2 separate regions of the Homo sapiens genome follow, and region 1 is linked to region 2. A link is an interaction called in ENCODE POLR2A ChIA-PET data of the cell type or tissue named here. Cell type or tissue: GM12878. All regions are shown on one strand. Links, peaks and the distances in the headings refer to the core of each region. The heading gives the core; the rest is flanking DNA.

Region 1 (4,395 bases), core at 229-4,228, 380 kb before region 2:
GCCTGCTCCTGGTCTTCCCAGACTACCAAAACATACGTGAGCCATTCTTAACAGCAAGTGCAAACCCCGGAGTGCTGTTTCAAACCTTCAAGATCCTCCCATCTTCTAATTACCTCATTGCTCCATTTGACCCCACAGCATTTCTACTCCCTGGAATGGGGACACCTGGAGAAATCCACACATGAGGCCTAAACATCCTAGTACCCGCAATGTATCGATTTTTTTCTTTCTTCTAGAAGCAGAGGATGGTAATAAATTGTGTTGCTAACAACAAAGGTCACTGCATAGCTATCAGCCCTATGCAATGATAGCTGTGAAGGACAACAAATAATAGTTTTGCAAATCTCCTCTTTGAACATTCTTTCCTTAAGAATCCTGTTTGGCGGACCTGTTGTGAAATATGTGTCTCCTTCATCTAGTGTTGCTCAAACTGTGAGTGCTGACCTAGTGTCTTAGTCTGTTTGAACTACTATAACAAAAATATCACAAGCTGGTTGGCTTATAAACAGCAGACCTTCATTGCTCACAGCTCTGGAGGCTGGGAAGTCCAAGATCAAGGCACCAGCAGATTCAGTGTCTGGCGATGGGCCTCTTCATAGAAGGTGGTCTTTCTGCTGTGTCCTCATGTGGTAGGAAGGGGTACAAGAAAGGCCTTTTTTATAAGGACACTAATCCCATTCAGGAGAGTTCTACCCTCATGACTAATCTTCTCACAAAGTGCCCACCTCCTAATATCATCACCTTGGGGGTTAGGAGTTCAACATATGAATCTGAGGGGGACACAAACATTTTGACCATAGCACCTATTCTAGAATTGTGAAATTGGCTTTCATTTATTAACAAAAATATAACTGAATAGAATGGAAAAGAATAAAAGAGAAGAGAGGAGAAAGAAACATATAGATCACAGAGAGCAAGGGTAATCAGATGAGTTTAATAAGACATTTCATGTTTATGAGAGTATGTATACTGAGTTGCAATGTAAAGCATATTTCTTAGTAAAAAATAATATTTGAAAAATATATAAACCACTACCACAATTTATTTGGAGATAAATTTTCTTTGGATCTCAAATAAAGTAAAAGAAAGTTCTAATGCAATTTTTTTTAACTTTTATTTTAAGTTCACAGTTACAACTGCAGGTTTGTTACGTTGGTAAACTTGTGTCATGGAGGTTTGTTTTACAGGTTATTTCATCAGCCTGGTATTAAGCCTAGTACCCATTAGTACATTTTTCCTGATCCTCTTCCTCCTCCCACCTCCTGCCCTCCAAAAGGCCTCAGTGTGTGTTGTTCCCCTTTATGTGTCCATGTGTTCTCATCATTTAGCTCCTACATATAAGTGAGAACATGAGGTATTTGGTTTTCTGAAAATTTCCATGTGTCTATCAAGAATAGCTTGGGAGGAAGGTTGAGAGTAAATGTTATCATGATCCCAAAACATCTGCCTGGGGAAACATTATTTTTAAAGTATCAGAATGACTCCCTCATGCAGCCCAGGCTATTTTCTGGAAAAGTGACATCCTAGTTAGCCTTGTCATAGAAGTAGGCCCTAAGGCAAGGATTTGCACACAAGCAGTTAATTTGAGAAGAATAGGGAGTATCATCAGCGGGAACTAGGAAAGCAATACAAGGAAGGGAAGGGAGCTATAAGGTTACTATTAAGTCTGCTACCATGGTCAGGTTATGTTGGTGGGAAAACTTGGGGAAACAGCACCTGCTGCAGAATTATCCCATCCAAGGGGCAAGAGAACAAGTATTTATTTCCAAGTGGCAAGTTGGTTGAAGGCTGCTGCCGGGGCAGGGGGTGAAGATGGTGAGTGTTAATTCTCTGGCACTTCTGGCCTACCTGCTCCTGGGCAGAGCAAGACAGAGAAATTTTCACTGTTCTGCAGAGAGAAAAAAGACTATGGGCCCCACCATGCAGATACTGAAAAGAACAAAGGTAATAAACAGAGCACTCAGGGCATCTATTCAGGTGGCCTGATCCTACAGAGACTCCTCCAAAAGGCTGGGGGCATCCTCTACATCCTTGTCCACTCACACTCACCTTGGAGGTGATTCTTTCCTGGACTAAAGACCCAGATGTATCTGAGGGTGAAAAGCAGGTATTGTTTTAGTACTAGTTTTGGTAGCAAGTGAAGAGCACATAAAATTTTCTTGGTTGTTCCAAAATGTCCACCACTTTGTAATAAGAACAAAGTCTGCACAGATCTAAAAGGAAAATTCTAATTTTAGCAGATTTGAAGCCCCTCAAGTTAGTTTCCCTGGCTCTATGCTATTAGCCACATAATCCAACTTTGCCTGCTTCTTGTCCCTCCCAGATTTAGCAGTGAGGCTGAAATTCTGCAGTGCCATGAGTGCCTGCACAGTTTCTGAACTTTCCCTCTTCTGGCCTCATATTTCCTGAAGCTGAAGGGAAGGGGACAGCTGACTGCCATTCCCACAGCTTTAGACCCTTCCTCTCACTTCTGCCCCGGCAAGGGAAACTGAGTTGTATCAGTCCTGCTCCCTGGGCCCCTGACACCATGACAGGGAAGAAAATCTGCCAAAGATCTATGGTTACTTGGATTCACTGAGCTGAGATGGTCAAATCTAATGCATCTTCACATCCTGTGCGGGTAAATGCCCCACCTAAGGGAGATGTTACTTATAGATGTAGAGCAATTCCAGGGATCTACCAGGGGACTGGTAGAGCCACACTTCCTTAACAATCATAGAATTACAGATTCACCTGGGGCTCATGGCTCACGGGTTGCCAAGTTACCTCACCAAGCAAATGTGATGGAATTACCAAGACAGGTTTAGATCTGTGGTGGAACAGGCCACAAAGTTCCTGAGATCTCTCTGACTTCTGGCTTAGGGACTCAACCACTATGTCTACCAGATTCAAGGAAAAAGAAAACAGGTGTGTATGACTCTGCATTCCTCAACCCCAAACAGTTGAAGAAAGTGGAGGCTTAGTTCCACCAAGTCTGGCAGAGCACAGAGATTCCCCTCCGTCAGGTGGTATGGCCTAGAATTTGACTGTACACATCACATCCAGATCATTTGTCCCTGAGCACTTATCCAGAGCCCAGACTACAGCTTCTCTCTCAGTTGATTTTATTAGCCAAGGAATCATGACCTAGTTTCTGCCTTGGAGTTGCTGAGATCTCTCTGGCTTATCCCAGGATCAGAACCTGTTTGGGCCCAGATCATTTGGCTGTGACCTTCCTATCCTGCAACACTGCCTGGTTCTTCCAAGTAATGCCCAGAAGACTGAACCCTATTCTCAATGTCTCTGCCACTGGCCTCTTCAAACTAAAGAGACTCTCCTAGAAGCAGGTACAACTCATCATCTGACTTCAAGACTCCCAATTCCTGGAAGAAAAGCACCTGTGCTTGACATAGCAGGGTCTTGACATTAATACCAGCCAAGCTGAGAAGTGGACTTTGGCCACTGAGGCAGAGACTGGCTAGTTTATGCATGAAAATCTTTTACCTTTCCTCCTGGGCACACAGCTAGACAACACTTCCCAGCCTTTCTTGCAGTGACCATGTGCCTAAGATCTGGCACTAGAATCTGAGCAGAAATTGTGTGCTCCATTTCTGGACCTGGATGATAAAAATCTCATGTGTGATTCTACACTCTTCCTCTATATGTCAGCTGGATATCTAGACCAAGGGCATCCATGAAAACCCCATGTTGAAAGGACACAACATCTCTCAGCTTGGGTCCTCAAAAGGCTACACAGAGGCCGAGCATGGTGGCTCATGCCTATAATCCCAGCTACTCGGTAGGCTGAGGAATGAGGATCACTTAAACCCGGGAAGCATAGGTTGTTGTGAGCCAAGATCGTGCCACTGTACTCCAGCCTGGGGGACAGAGCAAGACCCTGTCTGAAAAAAAAAAAAAAAAGACTACACATAGGAAAGTACCATCCCCCACAGCCCACAGCCTACCCCACCCTCCAGCACTAATGGACTTTTCCATGCGTAAGAAATTTCCATTGTGTGAGCCACTAATATTTGAAGGTTTATCTGTTATAGCAGCTGGACTTACATTATCCAACACAGTCACCCACGACCAAAGCTAGGCTCCCAGCCAAGTAAGTGACCCCAGCTGTCTGTAGCTTGCTCCCCTCTCACAGTTGTGGAGGTCCCAGCTCTCCATACTGCCCAAGGAGACAGTTTGAGATACGTGGGTGAGTAGAAGGGTGGGAGACACAGGAGATGTTTCTCAAGGGAAAAGCTTTGACTCTTCCATGTTTTGTAATCAGGAATTTTCCATGGTCGCACAGTGAGTCAGAGGAAAAGCCATAATTTTCATCCTCCCTCTGCTGGGGCAGCTGTCTTCCTGCAGGATGGGGTCTAAGCTCCATTCCTAGGAAGGAGGGGGTCAGTAAGGAGAAGG
Region 2 (4,395 bases), core at 137-4,136:
TCCCTACTCCCACCAGCTTGGCTCGTGTGACCTTCGTTGCATTGAGCCAGTGCCATTTAGGGTAGGGATATAGTTCAAAGAATTCCACAGTATTCTCTTAGACCATACAGAGAAACCTTAACATTGGCAATCACATCTTGTAATGAAAATGAATTTTAAAAAAGAAAGGGGAGAAAACGAACATAATAGGAATAGTACATAGTGGCTAGCTTTGATAATAGTTTTTTTTTTTGTTTGTTTTTTAAGAGAGTCTTAGTATGTTACCTAGGTTGGGCTTGAACTCCTGGGCTTAAGGGATCCTCCCACCTCAGCCTCCCTAGTAGCGAGTACTACAGGTGTGTGCCACCATGCCCAGCTGCTGGTAACTGATTTTTGAGGCTCTGCTCTTGATTTGGATACAATAGTGTTAAAATAGTTTTATGATTTACTGAAAATAGAATGAAATTTTAACAAGGTTTTTAAAAGACCCCAAATAATATTACTTGTCAGTTTTCAAGTGAATTAATATCATAAAGCAATACTTTTCCAAAGGGCAGAAAATTAATTGTAGATTGGCACAGTCATGCAGGATATTATTAAAATAGGTGAGTCTTAAAAAATAGTACCATAACTTATACAGTGGTGTTGATGGCACTTTCTCATCTACCCTATGTTATAAAGTTTTTTGCTGCTGAATTTAAACACCTTTTCCTAAAACGGGCAACTTTGCTGTTTTTGCAAAAAGCAGCATAAGTGATTTTCCAATTCTTTTTCTATTTGCTGAAAAGCAAGTTTTCAAAGATCTTTGAAATCCGTTTTCATTCCTTTTGGAAAACAAATGTAATAGCCTGATCTAGGCTTAAAGTTATTTATTTACTTATGTTTGAGACAAGGTTTCACTCTGTCACCCAGGCTGGAGTGCAGTGGTGCAGTCACAGCTCACTGCAGCCTCAACCTGCAGGCTCAAGCAATCCTCCTGTCTCAGCCTGCCACCTCAGTCTTAGTAGCTGAGACTACAGGTGCACACCACAGTGCGTGGCTAATTTTTTTTTTTTTTTTTTTTTTTTGTAGAGACAGGGTCCCCTGTGTTCTTGAACTCCTGGGCTCAAGCAGTCCTACTGCCTCCACCTCCCAAAGTGCTGGGATTCCAGGTGTGAGCCACCGTGCCTGGTCAAGTTATTTAGAAGACTTTTTTTTGTGTTAATTAAGCTCATGAATACAGATGTAAAACTCTTATATTGTTGACGTGATATAGAACTTAGGCTGCAGCTCAGTTTTGGCATTTTTTCATGTTGAGAATTTTTGCTCTAAATTTACTTAACATTTAGATTTTAATTTACTTAAAATTTACATAAAATTGGATTTCCCTTCTAGAGGGTCTGGTTGCAGTTTACATAGGTCTTTTGCCCCTGTTGTGCCTGTTGTCTAAAATGTTCTTCCCTATCTGTAAATCCCACCCATCTATCAAGGACCAGCTGGCATGCTGCCTTCTGATCCTTTCAGCTGCAGAAAAGACAGGCTTACCTTGGAGATATTGCAAGTTTGGTTCCCGGCCACTGCAATAAAGTGAGTCCCATGAAATTTTTGGTTTCCCAGTGCATATAAAAGTTATAGTCACACTATATTGTATTATATTAAGAGTGCAGTAGCATTATATCTAAAAGACCAATGTATATACCTTAATTTAAAAATCCTTTATTGCTAAAAAAAAAAATGCTATCTGAGCCTCAGGAAGTCATAATCTTTTTGCTGGTAGAGAGTCTTGCCTTGATGTTTATGGCTGCTGACTGATCAGGGTGCTGGTTGTTAAAGGTTGGGGTAGCTGTGGCAATTTCTTCAAATAAGACAACCGTAAAGTTTGCCACATGGATTGGTTTTCCTTTCCAGAGAAAGATTTCTCTGTATCATGTGATGCTGTCTGATAGCATTTTACCCACAGTAGGACTTTCAGAATTGGAGTCAATTTTATCACCCTGCCACGGCTTTATCAATGAAGTTTATGTAATATTCTAAATCCTTTGTTGTCATTTCAGCAATGTTCACAGCATCTTCACCAGGAGTAGATTCTATCTCAAAACACTTTCTTTGCTCATCAAAAGAAACAGCTCTTTATCCGTTCAAGTTTTACAAGGAATTACAACAATTCAGTCACATCTTAAAGCTTCAGTTCTAATTCTAGTTATTTTGCTGTTTATGGCATGCCTGCAGTTACTTTATCTTATATGAATTATGGTATATGTGTGTGATATATGTGGGTCAGTGTTTGTGTATATATGCATCTTTTTTTGTATATGTATGTTTTATTACTTCTTCTAGATTCTAGTTCTTCATCTTCCAGTGTTAATTCCTTGTACAAAGTAGGTCCTTATCATTCACTGGATGAATGAATATCCAAGTTACGGTGTATTTAGTGAGCTGGGATTGGAACAATACAATTGATCAAATGCATTACTGAGTATGTGCCCCATCTAAGTTTGCAGCTTTAGATTGTGGTCAGAGGCTGTTACAAGATCTTATATATTCTATGATGGGCCATATGCATCTAAAGCATGGTGGTTCAGTTTATGAATATATAAAAGGACAATTTTTTGATTAATGTCAGCTTTGAGTTTAGAATGTATCCCAGACATCTTAGTTGCCCTTAATTATTTTTGGAGATATTTTTCTCAGCCATTAATAAAGCAATCCGAATGATGCATTTTTCTCTGAGCTTGAGTTTTTGTATATGTAAAATAATGGCTTTACATTCATTAAGTTTCCTTCTAGCTCTGGGATTCTGTGTCTTACGATGAATTTCATTGAGTGCAAAGTGTAGCACCAAGATAATACATGGACTTAATGAGTATACATGTTTTTTACAGTTTGGACTCTTAATACTTAGTGAATACAAGTCCAGATTTTGTATGACTTCCTGCAGTGGCTTCCATTGCATTGAAAATACAATCTAAGTGTATTACCTTCATTTACAAAGTTTGATGCTATGGCTCTTTCTTACCCCTCAAATCTGAACTTCCACCTCTCTTTTTCTAGATCACCACCCTCCAAATACGCTGGGATTCTTTTTTTTTTGTTTTGTTTTTTTGTTTTTAAGACAGAGTCTCGCTCTGTTGCCCAGGCTGGAGTGCAGGGACGGGATCTCAGCTGACTGCAACCTCTGCCTCCTGGGTTCAGGTGATTCTCATGCCTCACCCTCCCAAGTAGCTGGGATTACAGGTGCATGCCATCATGTCCGGCTAAGTTTTGTATTTTTAGTAGAGACAGAGTTCGCCATCTTGTCCAGACTGGTCTCAAACTTCAGGCCTCTAGTGATCTGTCCCCCTCGGCCTCCCAGAGTGCTGGAATTCTAGGCGTGAGCCACTGCAGACACATAAAATTGTGCTGAAGTATTTCTAATCACTTCGAGTTACAATTCTGTTAAGTTTCATTTTGCCTGCCAATATTATTCTGAAAAATTTCCCAACCAAATCTTTCTTGTACTACTGTGTCATTGCTCACAGACAATTTTTTTCCACATTGGTAGAACCCTGAACTCCATTCATACAGATAATATGAGGTACTTAACTTGTACATTTGTTTAAGTTCCTTATTGATGCTGGATATTAGATCTTTGTCAGATGCAAAGTTTCCAAAAATTGTCTCCATTCTGTAGGTTTTCTGTTGACTCTGTTGATAGTTTCTGTTGCTGTGCAGAGGCTCTTTAGTTTAGATTTTATTTGTCAATTTTTGCTTTTATTGTAGTTGCTTTTGGTGTCTTCATCATGAAATCTTTGCCCATTCCTGTGTCCTGAATGGTATTATGTAGGTTGTGTTGCAGGGTTTTTATAGTTTTTGGTTTTACATTTAAGTCTCTAATCCATCTTCAGTTGTATATGGTGTAAAGAAGGGGTCCACTTTCAATCTTTTGCATATGGCTAGCCAGATATCCCAGCACCATTTATTGAATAGGCAATCCTTCTCCCATTGCTTGTTTTGTCAGATTTGTCGAAGATCAGATAGTTGTAGGTGTGCAGCATTATTTCTGGGTTCTCTGTTCTGTTCCATTGGTCTATGTGTCTGTTTTTGTACCAGTATCATGCTGTTTTGGTTACTGTAGCCCTGTAGTGTAGTTTGAAGATGAGTAGCGAGTAGCATGATGCCTCCAGCTTTGTTCTTTTGCTTAGGATTGCTTTGGCTATTTGGGCTATTTTTTGGTTCCATATGAATTTTGAAACAGTTTTTTCTAATTCTGTGATGAATGTCAGTGGTAGTTTAATAGGAATATCATTGAAATTGTAAATTGCTTTGGGCAGTATGGGCATTTTAATGATATTGATTCTTCCTATCCGTGAGCATGGGATGTTTTTCCATTTGCTTGTGTCATCTCTGATCTCTTTGAGCAGTGTTTTATAGTTCTTCGTGTAGTGATCCTTCACCTCC

What was found. ChIA-PET counts read pairs that join two places held together with the same protein. Peaks named below come from ENCODE experiments on the same cell type or tissue, not always from the same donor. Only the 100,000 strongest peaks of a DNase experiment are listed, where the experiment ranks them.
Region 1: POLR2A ChIA-PET joins it to region 2 with 5 read pairs; 1 of 35 experiments calls an interaction of 5 or more read pairs at or near these places.

What each region holds. Positions count from the first base shown.
Region 1 is chr7:116,578,317-116,582,711 of GRCh38, forward strand. All of the region lies in intron 2 of COMETT (cytosolic oncogenic antisense to MET transcript), which reads right to left. Among named protein-coding and RNA genes, the nearest start is that of CAV1, 55 kb to the left of the region's middle. RefSeq lists a silencer at 2,815-3,264. In GM12878, for the core only: no CTCF peak of the experiment used is centred there; no DNase peak of the experiment used is centred there; H3K27ac peaks cover 284 bases.
Region 2 is chr7:116,957,141-116,961,535 of GRCh38, forward strand. All of the region lies in intron 1 of ST7 (suppression of tumorigenicity 7), which reads left to right. It overlaps ST7-OT4 (ST7 overlapping transcript 4), which reads left to right. Exons shown (of 5, transcript NR_002329.2): 5 at 2,013-2,677. Among named protein-coding and RNA genes, the nearest start is that of ST7-AS1, 5.0 kb to the left of the region's middle. In GM12878, for the core only: no CTCF peak of the experiment used is centred there; no DNase peak of the experiment used is centred there; H3K4me3 peaks cover 489 bases; H3K27ac peaks cover 1,431 bases.